Regions from separate parts of the Homo sapiens genome. Here region 1 is linked to region 2. A link is a loop called in an ENCODE intact Hi-C map of the cell type or tissue named here. Cell type or tissue: Caco-2. All regions are shown on one strand. Links, peaks and the distances in the headings refer to the core of each region. The heading gives the core; the rest is flanking DNA. Region 1 overlaps CCDC83 (coiled-coil domain containing 83). Region 2 has its middle 76 kb from the start of CCDC83.

What was found. Hi-C counts contacts between places; a loop is a spot of excess contacts. Peaks named below come from ENCODE experiments on the same cell type or tissue, not always from the same donor. Only the 100,000 strongest peaks of a DNase experiment are listed, where the experiment ranks them.
Region 1: a loop joins it to region 2, with 4 times the contacts of the local background. A loop is called at or near these places in 35 of 110 quality-filtered maps.

The regions. Positions count from the first base shown.
Region 1 is chr11:85,863,310-85,866,136 of GRCh38, forward strand. It overlaps CCDC83 (coiled-coil domain containing 83), which reads left to right. Exons shown (of 11, transcript NM_001286159.2): 2 at 1,787-1,909. The coding sequence starts at 1,815. Among named protein-coding and RNA genes, the nearest start is that of CCDC83, 9.3 kb to the left of the region's middle. In Caco-2, for the core only: no CTCF peak of the experiment used is centred there; no DNase peak of the experiment used is centred there.
Region 2 is chr11:85,929,846-85,932,672 of GRCh38, forward strand. No RefSeq gene overlaps it. Among named protein-coding and RNA genes, the nearest start is that of CCDC83, 76 kb to the left of the region's middle. In Caco-2, for the core only: no CTCF peak of the experiment used is centred there; a DNase peak (open chromatin) is centred at 1,386.

The DNA.
Region 1 (2,827 bases), core at 245-2,744, 66 kb before region 2:
ATCTGAAACAAAGAGTAATCTTCTCTTAGCTGATAATTTTCTGTGAACTGTGGTGGTATCATGATGACACCTTTTGGTGGGAGCCTATTAAATTATTCTCAATACTTTCATATTTGAGAAGACACTACTTAATGTACTAATGTATTAGATCTTTTTGTTGTGTCATCTGTGTGCTTTTCAGTTGGAAAGTATTGTGGTATATTTGCATTCATGTATATGCTCAAATTAGTTAGCATACAGAGTAGTGCAAACTTGGTTAGAAAAGTCACAGACATAAAGACAGCCTGACTGGAAGTCTGAGTGTGCAGGCAGCATGTCTACAGAGAAAAAGCGTGTTTTCATATTAACAAGTTTCTCCACTTTGGAGCTGAATGGTCTACAAAGATCTATGTGGATTGCCAATTCAGTGATCCAAATCAATGAAGGTTGACAACAGCAAACCTTATGGATTAGTCTTTCCACGCATCATCGTACTTGCAGAAGGCAGCCATTCTATGCTTTAGTTACCCAGAATTTGAAGAAGCTTGACCTGGAGCAACAACTGAAGGGAAAGAGGAAGGGGCACTATACAGAGATAGAGCTAGAGATATATGCCCTTTTTCTATATCTCAGACACTATGCTAGGTGCTTTAAATATTAGCTTATTTAATCCTTACAATAGCTCTTAGAGTAGAATTGTTATCCTTCTCCCTTGACAGATGATGCAACTGAAGTTCCTCAAAAAGATTAAGTAACCTATTCAGGGTCACAGAGATAACAGTGATGGATCTAGGATTAAAGCCCATGTCTGCCTGATTCGTTCATGCATCCACTCATGTGTTTATCTGACAAGCATTTATTGTGTGTCTATTGTGCTTAGTGAGGAAATACAGTGGTGCACAAGAATTACATTATCCTCACCCTCATGAGAGTTTCCAGCCACTTAAATAATTACAAAGGTTATATTTTATGCTTTCTACCACACTTAACTACTGATACATTTATTTAAGGCTAGGTACTTATTCTTTTAAGATTAGTGGAAATTAAAAGATAAAAATGTGTTAAGGAAGACTATAATCTGAAAAGTCTACTTTAGTACCCAAACCAAACCTATGAAAGTACTCCTGCTTACTATAAACATCTGTGAACAGTGGGTCTTGATTTTCCCTTTTAAAAGGTGTTTTTGATTTTTTTATTATTAGGTATGAAACCAGTTAATAGCTGATGAGCAGTTATTAGTACATTATTATTATTCGCATGTGTAAATCTCAACCATTTTAAAAGTACTTCAATGTGTGCTTTTATTTGCTGTTTGTAACAACCCTGCCCAAACCTAATTTTTTTGGATCCTGATTCTAATTCTTAAGTCTTTTGGATCCTAGCTTCTTCGTGCTCATAGAAAATTGTAGTTTTGTTTTCATTTTCTTTGAAAAATTAATAGACATTTAATTAATGTCTCTCTGCCAAACACTGTGGAGAAATAAAATTATTGAAAAGCTCAGTTCTTTGCTCTTAAAAGACCTAGATACGGGCAACAGATATAGATGAATAACATAAGAGAGGGAGTCTCTTAGAAAGTTTTGGGTGGAGGGAATGCTATACATGGGCTAAACATGGAATTCACCAGAATCAAGAATCCAATCATTTCATGATGTTCCACCATTGTGGTGAATGTTAGATCTGGGGACATGGAAGCAATCAGGATAGAAAGCCAGTATTAAGTCCCAGAGGTACCTTATCTAGAGTAAACAAAAGTAGGGAGGCAAAGATGGAATTTTTCACTTTCGTATGTCTCCTTTCTAAACAGGTATATTTCTTCATAGCTAACCAGCACAATGGAAAACTCAGGGAAAGCAAATAAAAAGGATACACATGACGGGCCACCAAAAGAAATTAAACTGCCTACCAGTGAAGCACTTCTAGACTATCAGTAAGTTTTTATTCTGAAATCTGAAAGTTGCCATAGATAAAAGGCAGTCATTGTTAAGACTCATATAACTGCAAATGCAAACAATACATGCAGCAGCTGCCAAAAGAATAGAGGTGGGTTTGGAGGCCTAATTGCACTCTTGTGCTATGCACATATTTTTAAAGGTTTTTGAAACTTTGAATATAACATAGTCCAAGTAGTAGCTATGACTACTTAGACTATTTTATGAAATGAAATGAGAGCTGCTATGAAACAGCTTTCATTGATGTACTATTGGCTCCTTCAGTTGTTTATTGGTTACTCTCACCTATGTATACAACAGCTTGCTAGCTTACCTCTTAAAATACAACACAGAATGGTTAGTTTACATTTATAGAGAGTAGAAGAGGCCGGGCATGGTGGCTCACACCTGTATTCCCAGCCCTTTGGGAGACCAAAGCAGGCGGATCACCTGAGGTTGGGAGTTCGAGACCAGCCTGACCAACATGGTGAAACCAGGTCTCCACTAAAAATCCAAAAATTAGTCGGGCATGGTGGCGCGTGCCTGTAATCCCAGCTTCTCGGGAGACTGAGGCAGGAGAATTGCTCAAACCCAGGAGGCAGACGTTGCAGTGAGCCAAGATCATGCCACTGCACTCCAGCCTGGGCAACAGAGCAAGATTCCATTGAGGTTCCATCTCGAAAAAAAAAAAAAAAGAGAGAATGGAAGAGAAATTTTCCCTTTATGTGACCTTTTATTTCTTAGACATTCCAACTTACATTATTCCTAAATGGCTACATATCAAATCCAAATGATTTACAGAAAATTCTTTTTAATAATAATAAAATTTTATAATGTCTCACTCCTAGGAGCTGGAGACAAAACCATGGGTAACATTTATTCCATATTTATGTTTTATTCCAACAAATAGCTCCTTG
Region 2 (2,827 bases), core at 115-2,614:
ACATAGGCATGGGCAAAGACTTTGTGACTAAAACACCAAAAGCAATGGCAACAAAAGCCAAAATTGACAAATGGTATTTAATTAAACTAAAGAGCTTCTGCACAGCAAAAGAAACTATCATCAGAGTGAACAGGCAACCTATAGAATGGGAGAAAATTTTTGTAATCTATCCATCTGACAAAGGGCTAATATCCAGAATCTACAAGGAACTTAAACAAATTTACAAGAAAAAAACAACCCCATCAAAAAGTGGGCAAAGGATATGAACAGACACTTCTCAAAAGAAGACATTTATGCAGCCAACAAACATATGAAAAAAAAAAAGCTCATCATCACTGGTCATTAGAGAAATGCAAATCAAAACCACAATTAGATACCATCTCACACCAGTTAGAATTACGATCATTAAACAGTCAGGAAACAACAAGTGCTGGAGAGGATGTGGAGAAATAGAAATTATTTTACACTGTTGGTGGGAGTATAAATTAGTTCAACTATTGTGGAAGAGAGTGTGGCGATTCCTCAAGTATCTAGAACCAGAAATACCATTTAACCCAGCAATTCCATCACTTGGTATATACCCAAAGGATTATAAATCATTCTACTATAAAGACACATGCACATGTATGTTTATTGCAGCACTGTTCACAATAGAAAGACTTGGAACCAACCCGAATGCCCATCAGTGATAGGCTGGATAAAGAAAACGTGGCACATATACACCATGAAATACTACGCAGTCATAGAAAAGGATGAATTCATGTCCTTTGCAGGGACATGGATGAAGCTGAAAACCATCATTCTCAGCAAACTAACACAGGAACAGAAAAACAAACACCGCACGTTCTCACTCATAAGTGGGAGGTGAACAATGAGAACACATAGACACAGGGAGGGGAGCGTCACACACTGTGGCCTGTCGGTGGGTGGGGGGACTAGGGGAGGGATAGTATTAGGAGAAATTCCTAATGTAGATGACGGGTTGATGGGTGCAGCAAATCACCATGGCACATGTATACCTATGTAACAAACCTGCACGTTCTGTGAGGTATTGCTCCTCACAAGATGACATTAGCTGCAGGGGTCTGCCCACCGACCCAGACCCAAACGATGGATGAATAAAACGTACACTGACACACAGATACTCTGTTTCGCCAGTCTTGCTGAGTGTCCAACCGCCTACACACCAAGAGAGGTTTGTGACGTGGCCGGTCCTGAGCAGCCCGCACTTCAGGCATTTATTTAGTATAAAATTAACAACAGAAGCTTTGAATAAACACACTTGTGGATAATTAACATGGTTAAGAGAGTAGTTCTACTAATGATTAAAGCTCAGGTACTGCAGTTTAAAGTAAATACCATTGGGGGCAATATCCTTGGTCGACCTCCCTCCGAGAGGGCCATCTGGCTCAAAGGTTAGTTAATGGAGGTAGGGTAAACAGACATAACTGGGGAAGCCTCTATTGTCCCTAGTATTTACCCTATGACCTAATGCTCTAAGGTAAGAACCCACTGCCTTCAGCCTGTTCAATTATTACAATCTATGTAATCTTGCAGCCTTCCAAAAAGGTTTGTGACTATTCTCTAAAACTTTCCCTAATATTTCCCTTTAATATTTCTGCCACTATCCTGAGTGAATCCCAACAGCTCTGCACATGTATCCCAGAACTTAAAGTATAAAAAAAGAGAATATTATTATAAATATGTTAAAGAAAGCAAGGAAAAGATGAATAAAACAGGTAAAAATATGAAGAATTTCAACAGAGCATTAGACTCTATAAAGAAGAACCCAACGGACATTCTAGAAATCAAAATATACAAAATCAAAAAGTAATAAATCAGTCTAATGGCAGACTGGATATGGAAGAAACCAGAAATAGTGAAATTTGGGATAAGTCAATATCCAATATCCAAAAATAGTCAAACACAATTCCAGAAAGAATAAAGAATAGAAAGAGCAGAACACAGTGGTAATGAACATGTGCAATTAAGCAGTCCAACATCCGCTAACTGCAGTTAGTGTTCAAGGAAAAGCGGTAGTAGGGATAAAGGAGAAGAAATATTTGAAGACATAATGGCTGAGTTTACCAAAACTGATTAAAGACAATCTACAGATTCAAGTTCTAAAGAACTGACACATGGAATCTAAGCATAATGCTGTTAGCAGTGGCCAATCTGTATGGGTCTGCAGCAAACTGAATTCTTGCCTCCTCAGAAGAAAGAATTCAACCAAGAGGCATAAGGCAAAGGGAGAGACCAGGGCAAGTTTTAGAGCAGGAGTATTAAAAAGTTTAGAGCAGGAATGAAAGGAAGAAAAGTACACTTGGAAGAGGGCCTAGCAGGTGACTTGAGAAATCAAGTGGATGGTGTGACCTTCGACTTGGAGTTTTACATGCTGGCATGCTTCTGGGGTCTTGCGTTACTTCTCCCCTGGTTCTTCTCATGGGCTGAGCTGACCGCATGTGCAGTGGCTTGCCAGCCCTTGGGAGGGGCTGCATGTCCAATGTGTTAACAGGAGTTGTATGCATGCTCACTTGAGGCACTCTTACCTTACCAGTTGAATGTTCCTAGAAGGTCATATAGCAGTTAAAGTCCCCCATTTTGCCTCTCAATGTACATGCTTGAGCCCACTCCCCCAACTACTGAGATCTTATCAGGAAGCTGCTGATCACGAGTTCCAGGTGTTTCTATCTATTGGGAGACCGCCTTTCCCTGGCACCAGTTGTAACCAATATTTATTTATTTATTTGTTTATTTATTTGTTTATTTAGAGATGGAGTCTGGCTCTATCACCTAGGCTGGAGTGCAGCAGCGCAATCTCAGCTCA